Regions from separate parts of the Mus musculus genome. Here all the other regions are linked to region 1. Evidence: chromatin loops called from intact Hi-C (ENCODE). Cell type or tissue: heart. All regions are shown on one strand.

Region 1 (2,500 bases):
CACAACTTCATCATCTGTCCTTGAGCCTTCTCGGCTTTTACCCAGGTCCTCTTCCACTGTGCCATCCACGTCGACTTCATCATCAGCTCTGACGAACCCTGGGGAGAAAGGTTACAACTCTCCACACTATTGCTTCCTCTCCTTCGCATAAAAAGCCATATCAACGGGGGCAAGAGTTAACACAATTCAGTAAGTAAATACAAGCTGTTGAGATGGAAGAATTATGTACTGACGTCAATAACCAATGTCAAGGTAAGTTTGCACGCTAAAGTTTAAATATGAATGCTCAAGACCCCCGTTGACTCTGGAAGGCCAGGCAGCCATCACGTGTGTCTATCCTAGGCAGTGAGAGAGGCCCCCGTCTACACCCACACGTGTTGCGCACAGCTGAGAGGAGGTCTCTACACTGGCCAAGCCAAAACTTGGGCCTCACTTAGTTATCACAGGTCAGAATGCAAACAGGGTTTGTGCAACTTCTGTTGAGGGGAACTGAAATCCGGCCCAAAGGGGAAGACATGTCAAGGACAGCTCTTGAAGCACATCGGAATCAGATATTGGGCCACCGCCACGACGCTGGCCCGAGGGCCCACGCTCGCGAGTCGGGCGTTAGAAAACAGAAACGCGCTCCGGGAGTAGAGGGCAGGGGCTGGGGGTCCTCAGGCTCTGGTGGCCAAAGGTCGGACCTGATCACAAAAGTCCTTAGGGAGGGGTTCCAGGAAGGCTTCCCCCGGGAGTAGAGTCCGAGAGACCGCGCCCCGTCAGCGAGACTTCGGGGAGCGCTCTAGCACCATCCGCAGGGTATTTATTTAAATGCCCGGTCTCCAAGTCGCCTTTTCCCAGAGGCCTCAGGGAAAGCATCATCACCCAAGTCTCCTTCGAGGGAACGAGATGGTCCCTGAAACCCCTGTAGGCCACCCGGCGTCCCCAACCCAGGTTCAACGCCCCAAGAACGTTCGAGAAGCGGCCACACAGGAAGGGGAGGGCGCCCACTGCCGCCCGGTCACTCACCGAAGGTCAGCAGGACACAGCAGAGGCCCAACACCCACAGGACCCTCATGGTGCGTGGCCGGCGAGTCGCAAGTCCTTTTCGGTCTCAGGAGCCGCCTCCACCCCCCCAATCCCGAGTCTAAGCTCCTCACACCTCCAGCAGCGCGGTCCGCCCACTAAGCCGCGCGCAGGTCGGGCCGCTTTTCACCCCACTGCTTGCGGGCGGGGGACGGGAAACACGAACTCACCAATCGTGCCTCACCACGCACTCTCTGCACCCAATGGAGACGCATGGGGGGGGACCGCAGCCCGCCAATCGGAACTGTCCAGGTGCGGTGCCCGATGCCCGAAGCGTGGCTCCTTGCGATTGGGCTTGTCCAGCGGCTTTCCTCCAATCAGATGGCTCCGCGGGCCCTCACACACCGGGCCACCCTTTGGCCTGGGAAGCCTTGGTCCCTGAGGAAAACCGTCCAATGAACGTAGGCGCATAGCACGTCTGTCCATTCCTAGAGGTCCCGGGGAACCACTTCCGGCTTCTAGCGAACGTTTAGTCCGTGACTAGGGGAAACGGTAGCCAAGACAATGCGTCCTTTACCCTTTTCTCGTCTACGACGCGGGTCACGTTACGAGTCCTTTCAGCGCTACGTTCGCCGTCACCTTTCTTTTGGGCGTTTCTTTTCGCAAAAGAGAAATTTGTGAGGGGTTGAATATCCGGAATGCGTTTGGATGGTGGTGAGAAACTACAGTTTCCGGCATGCAACGCACTAATCTCATGAATGCTGGGAATTGTAGTCTCTGGCATCTAAGCCAGTTGCGTAGCTTGGCCCTTGCTTACTCCAATCTTGTGTCCGCGGGAAATGTCTCTGAGTGATTATAGGATTTCCACCTCATTCAGATTGCAGAATAGATCTGTGCTTGTTCTAGGACTCTAATGCACACAGTTTTCAGAGGCGGACCTGAAAAGCAGCCCCGCGTAGCCCTAGTCTCACCGTGTCAGAGGGTCAGCCCTGGATTCTGGGCTGGTGGTAGCACCCGGGTTTCCACGTCCGCTTTCTTGCGCGTCACTCAGGGTCCCTAGAGCCTTCAGTTACACTTGGCGTTGCGCTGCTCGCATTTCCTGTCCTCTCTGGTTTGGTTTGCAGTAGAGGGTGGCAGGGGCTCTCCAACCCCGAAGGAAACAAGGACCCAAGTTCCTTTGACATCCCCATAAATATCAAAGAATGACTGGGCAATCTAGAGCCTCTTTTGTGAATCAGCCAGAGAGCGCGGTGGTGAAGTCCAGGCTAGCATAGAACAGGAAAGAACTTATGCAGATACTTGAAAGCAAAAGCCGCAGAGCTTGCAAAACAGCCTGGATTGTGGCTTTGTAACTTCATAGAAACACCTTTCCGCCTTCCGAAAGATAGCAAAAGAGGCTCTTTCTGGTGAGGGAAGTCCCTAAGGCCAGCTTGTACGTTCCGAAATGTTTTCTAAGCTCTTTAGCCTCATTTTAACCAATTTTCCACCAGCACGC
Region 2 (2,500 bases), 400 kb before region 1:
AAAGAGCAAAGCTGCCAAAGGTCTCATCGCTTGTGGTGATGGTCTCAAAGAGACTGTGCTGATTAGAGGGACTTGATAAGAAGTAGAACCCACTATCCAGAGGAGTGTTGGGGACATTAGTGTTTGGAGGGCTCCAGGGGAAGTGGAAGCTGGCTACTCTCTTCTCCAGCTCCTTAAAGCTCTCAGGTCCAATGTGTGTTTGCTGGGCAGGGGTGGGACAAGAGGCTGCCCTTAGCCAGTGTGGAGTCAGTAAAGAATGGAGTGTGTGTGTTTTAAGTATGGTCATAAAGGAGATGGAAAATTTCCACTGGGTCTTGAGTGAGGGATTCTACTCTGCAAGTGTGTTGTGTTGAGAGGGGGGCGGGGGGAGGGGTGGTGACCTGGCAGGAAAGAAAACCAAGGTTGGAGAGGCACTGCTGGTGGGTCGGCCTAGGGGGAAATCTGGGAGGTGGTTTTGGTGGTCAGGTCAGTCCACTTGGCAGCCCAGGGTGTTTGTGTGACCCTGCAGTCACCCTTCTTGAAGGTTTCCTGGGACCCAGAGACACCCACCCTTCTCTGTCCCTGGGGGAGAACCCCTGGCTTTATGGAGTGCTTGCAAGCATCCTTTTTTGGATTGCTGGAGGGCTGGGAAAGTTTTCTCCCTTCTCTCATTAGGGCCCCCACCCAGATTCCTCTTAGTCTTTCCTCCCAGTAGCCGATGACTTTCTCTACTAGTTCCTGCTGTCTGCTTTTGCTCAGCCTAGAGCCTGGTGCTGGCCTGTGAGCTAGCAGGTGGAGGAATCTGGGTGTGCAGTCTATGGTCCAAGCTCTTTTCAGCTTCACAGTGGGTCGAGGCGTGTTCAGTTTGGTTTGGTAGTGTGAGTAGGGAGAGAGGGTTCTCATCTCTAACCTAGAGATTAGAGGTTTCGGCCTTGACAACATGAGCGTGTTCCCAGTGGGCACTCCTGGGGTCCTACTGTGGGTCAGACTGACAAAGTTTCTTGTAATTTCTATGGGTTTATTCAAGAAACAGCTTTTTTTTTTCCTTCCTCTTAATATGCTTCCTAGAACAAAGTCAAATTACCAAGAAATATGCCAAACCCAGAACAGAGAGAGAGAGAGAGAGAGAGAGAGAGAGAGAGAGAGAGAGAGAGAGAGATCCTTGCTCTGGCAGGGATCCAGGCTCACTAACCCTCAGTTTGGTGCACTGCACAAGAGATGAGATAATGCTTTTAAAAATGGGAGGTGTGGGTGTGGGCCTGCTGGCTTGTTGACCTGCTGCCGCCTGACAGCAGCAGGCACCCTGCCTGTTGCCACCAGTAGATGGCTCCCAACTGTCCTCGGGAAACTGGAGCTCGGAAAGTGTGCTCAAGCCCGTCTGCCTCCTTCCTCTTCCAGAACCTTCAAGCATTCTCACTCTGGCCAGATGCCATGCTGCCAGGCAAGGGCACAGCATGCCTAGCTGGGCCCCTGGTAAGCCCCCATCACCACACCAAAATGGCCTTCCCTCTCCCTGTTTCTTTATCCACGGGTGTCTCTTTTCTCTTTTTTTTCTCCAAAACCCATGGGACTGGCACAACCTTCTGGATGAGGAGGAGTTAAAAGGTGTTTCTATGGCAACTGCAGGCCCTGTACCCTATTAAAGTGTTTAGAAGAATAAACTACACAGACGCTTATCAGATACACTGTGGGGCAAAGAAAGAGACTTGGCAGCAGTCGCCTCACCTGGGGCCTTCTCCTTCCAGTCCTTGCTCCTCCTTCAAAACCTTGACTGAAGAAGCAGCGGGGAGGGCACTGGGAATGAAAGAGGCAGGCTTGGCCAGGCAGACTTTGTTCTGGCCACCTTAGTTCAGGAAGGATGGGAAATGTTCAGAGCATTCTGAAAACTGGAGTGGGGTGGTGTGTGTGTGTGTGTGTGTGTGTGTGTGTGTGTGTGTGTGTGTGTGTGTGTGTGTGTGTGGTTTTGGCAGAGGTGGGAGTAGTAGAGAAAACCCCCTTCTCTCTGTCTCCATTCACAAGGAGTAATTAGGCAGTGGCATTGGTGGGAGTGGAGAGGTGTCAGCCCTGGGTCTGGGAGGAGCAGCTGACAACCTTGGAGAATAGCCCTGATATCATTGAGTTGTTTTGACAGGGACCACTGCCAGGGGCGTGTTCCTTCAGCATCAGATCTGAAGTGGTTTTAGCAAAGAAGCCATTTGTAGACAAACGTGACCTATGCCCTCTCACTCCTACAGGCAGACAGACACAAAGAAAATGAAATTATGGAACTTTGGAGAATTGACAACCACCTAGTGGGGATGGTGGTGTGCGTGTACGTGCATGTGTGCATGTCCATGTGTACCAATGCTAATAGTATCTCGAGAATCCTGGCCAGAGGAAGACTGCTGTTAGGCAAGAGGAAAGAAGGGACGGATGCATTCAGACTTGCATGGGTGTGCAAGCATGTTAGAGGTACTATCTTAACTCCCCAGCAACCTTAAGTGGTATTGCACCCATTTCTCAGATGGGAAATACTGAGGCT
Region 3 (2,500 bases), 74 kb after region 1:
TTCCAGAGACTGGGATCAGAGATGGATAGTGCGTACACTCATCAGTGCAATCAGAATTGGGGCCCGCCACGGAAGGCAAGAGGAAGGTAGAGCAGAGTCTTGCTGGCAGCGATAGGGTCGGAGATGAGTCATCCTAGCCCGTGTGACTTCAACCACCCTCCGCCCCCTCCTGCCTCGCGGGTCAGGAAGTGACCGCAGCCGACCGGGCGCTGAGCCCTGGCAGCTCCGGCCACGCCCAACCCGCTTTCTCTAAGGCCTCGCCCTTGACTCCGCCTTTGACTCAACCCAGACTCCGTCCCACTCCATTTCCACAGGCCCACACCTGACCCAGCCTCTAACTGGCCTAGGCCCCCGGCTCTGTCTCCCCAGGTTCGGTCCCTGACTCTGCCTCTGACGCAATCGAGATGGTCCAACTCATTCTCTCTCTAGACCCTATTCTTTACTCAGCCGGGGCATTCCTCTTTCCAACCAGGCCCCGCCCCTGACCCAGCTCAGGCCCCACCCATCCCGCAGCTCCTAGCCTAATCCTTGACCCCGCCTCCTGCTTCCCTCTAGAACCCGCCCACCTCCCCAGCCTCGCCCCCGGCTCCGCCCCACCGTGGGTGGTTCTTGGGCCGCGCCGGCACTTGCTCAGACGTAGGAACTGCCGGCGTGCGTCCCGGAGCCTCGCGACGCTGGCCATCCGTGCCACTGGCAGCTTAGAGGCAGCATGGCCACGGTGGCAGCGGCGGCCCGCGGGGCCGGGGCGAGGGCGGCGGCAGGGCTGCGGAGTTGCGGCGGGGCCGTGGCTCGAGAACGACCGCGCTCGGGCTGCGCTCGGCGCCTGTGCTCTGCCCCGGCTGCCCCGGCTGCCGTGGACATGAAAAGCTACCTGTGGGCGCGCTACCACGAGGCGAAGAGGAGCACGGACGGTGAGTGCGTGTCCCAGCTTGCGCCGCCCACTCGAGGACCCCTCGGGTCCCCCGCACCCTGCCTCTGTCGCGCGGCCCCCGCGGGGAAGGCGACTCTAAAACTTCGCAACTCTTTTTTGGCTTTCCCCCGCCGGGGAAGCTATTTCATACCTGGGGATTGTTAAATCTGGAGTGTACATCGCAAGTGCTCTGGGCCGCTGCGAGAGTTCCAAGGGCGTCGGTAGGAAGACATTCCCCCAAACACCGTTAGGTGTCATTCACCCTGGGAATGGTAGTAGCAGCCCAGCTTGCTGCCGCGCTGTCCTAGACAGGCTCCAGCGCAGGCGACTGGGTCAGGAGGATGAGCCGGTCTCCCTTTTGCAGGGTGGAGTAGATAAAATGTGCTGTTTGAAAGGGGAGGGTGGTCTGGTTATCCACCGCCCTCTGCGAGGAGAAGAGGAATACTTGTGGTCAGGTGAACTGAGAAAGAGCTTGGCTGGGCGGTTAGGGAATCGGAGAAGGAATGGAAAGAGGAACCAGATTATAATAGTATCAGGTATTGATGTCGACTCTGAATCGCCCATAGCCTCCGGAGGAGGGGGTCATGTCCATTATGTAGACGGGAAGGGCGAGCAAGGGGCCTAAGCAAAAACTGATTTTGACTCAGGGTCGGGAATCCATTGTCCTGTGTGTTGCTTTGTGCTTCTTGCAGTCAAACGTTTGGAACCTGGAGTAAAGGGCCAGTGAAGCACAGACACTGAAGCTGTCAGAGGACACTGGGATTTGGGGAGGGGGTGGTTTGGGGAGGGTGCTACATGAGGAAGGGGGTTGGTGAGGGAACGTTTTTGTAGGATTTCCATTTGCATCTTTGGCCACATGCCTGTTCAAGTGAAACAAAACCCACCTGGAATATCTTCACAACACATTCCGAGGTGTAAGCAATGGAGACTTCTTTGAAAGAGTGGCTTATTGGTTTTGGCCAGGCAAGTGTTTTGAGATGGGTTGTGTATTCCAGGCCTTAAAGTCATGAGTCTCCTGTGTGTTCTATCCTTCCAGGCGGGCGGGAACCACCATTCCAGGCAAACGTGTGTCCTGTCAGGGCCCTGTCAGCTCTTCTCTCTTGCTTAGTTTCCTCTTTCTTTTTGGTCTTTTTGAGACAGGGTTTTAAGGTAACCTTAAACTTGAAGCAATCCTCCTGCCTCAGTCTTTCAAGTGCTGGAGTTATAGACACGAACCACTCACTACTCCTGTCTTTTGTTTTTCTTTTCTTTTGTTTTGTTTTGTTTTGGTTTTTTTTGTTTTTGTTTTTTGTTTTTTTTAAGACAGGATTTTTCTCTGTAGTCCTGGAACTCACTCTGTAGACCTGGGTGGCCTCGAACTCAGAGAGATCTCATGTCTCTCTCCTGGAATCCTGGGATTAAAGGTGTGTGCCACTATGCCAGGCTATTCTGTATTTTTGGTTAAAAACTTTACTGACATGTATGGAGAGAATGAAATACAGAAACCCCTATACAATATTTAAACCCATTTGGCTGTGGGATTGGGACAATTCACACATGTCCTCTTGAGGAGTGAGCTATGGTTAAATGACTCAGTGTTTTGGTATGTAC

The links. Hi-C counts contacts between places; a loop is a spot of excess contacts. Peaks named below come from ENCODE experiments on the same cell type or tissue, not always from the same donor. Only the 100,000 strongest peaks of a DNase experiment are listed, where the experiment ranks them.
Region 2: a loop joins it to region 1, with 2.3 times the contacts of the local background. A loop is called at or near these places in 2 of 42 quality-filtered maps.
Region 3: it touches region 1 in a loop (10-fold over the local background); 15 of 42 quality-filtered maps call a loop at or near these places.

The regions. Positions count from the first base shown.
Region 1 is chr10:86,704,299-86,706,798 of GRCm38, forward strand. It overlaps Hsp90b1 (heat shock protein 90, beta (Grp94), member 1), which reads right to left and starts at 1,146. Exons shown (of 18, transcript NM_011631.1): 1 at 1,009-1,146; 2 at 1-98. The coding sequence starts at 1,057. It overlaps Ttc41 (tetratricopeptide repeat domain 41), which reads left to right and starts at 1,513. Exons shown (of 16, transcript NM_001003910.2): 1 at 1,513-1,719. In heart, no CTCF peak of the experiment used is centred here; DNase peaks (open chromatin) are centred at 1,413 and 2,043; H3K4me3 peaks cover 2,500 bases; H3K27ac peaks cover 2,500 bases.
Region 2 is chr10:86,301,622-86,304,121 of GRCm38, forward strand. All of the region lies in intron 6 of Syn3 (synapsin III), which reads right to left. The region is part of intron 1 of Timp3 (tissue inhibitor of metalloproteinase 3); the gene reads left to right. Among named protein-coding and RNA genes, the nearest start is that of Timp3, 2.5 kb to the left of the region's middle. In heart, a CTCF peak has its summit at 1,288 (motif pointing right); DNase peaks (open chromatin) are centred at 590, 660, 1,310, 2,070 and 1 weaker place; H3K4me3 peaks cover 1,898 bases; H3K27ac peaks cover 1,489 bases.
Region 3 is chr10:86,778,401-86,780,900 of GRCm38, forward strand. It overlaps Nt5dc3 (5'-nucleotidase domain containing 3), which reads left to right and starts at 605. Exons shown (of 14, transcript NM_175331.3): 1 at 605-911. The coding sequence starts at 710. In heart, a CTCF peak has its summit at 1,155; DNase peaks (open chromatin) are centred at 381 and 551; H3K4me3 peaks cover 2,120 bases; H3K27ac peaks cover 1,773 bases.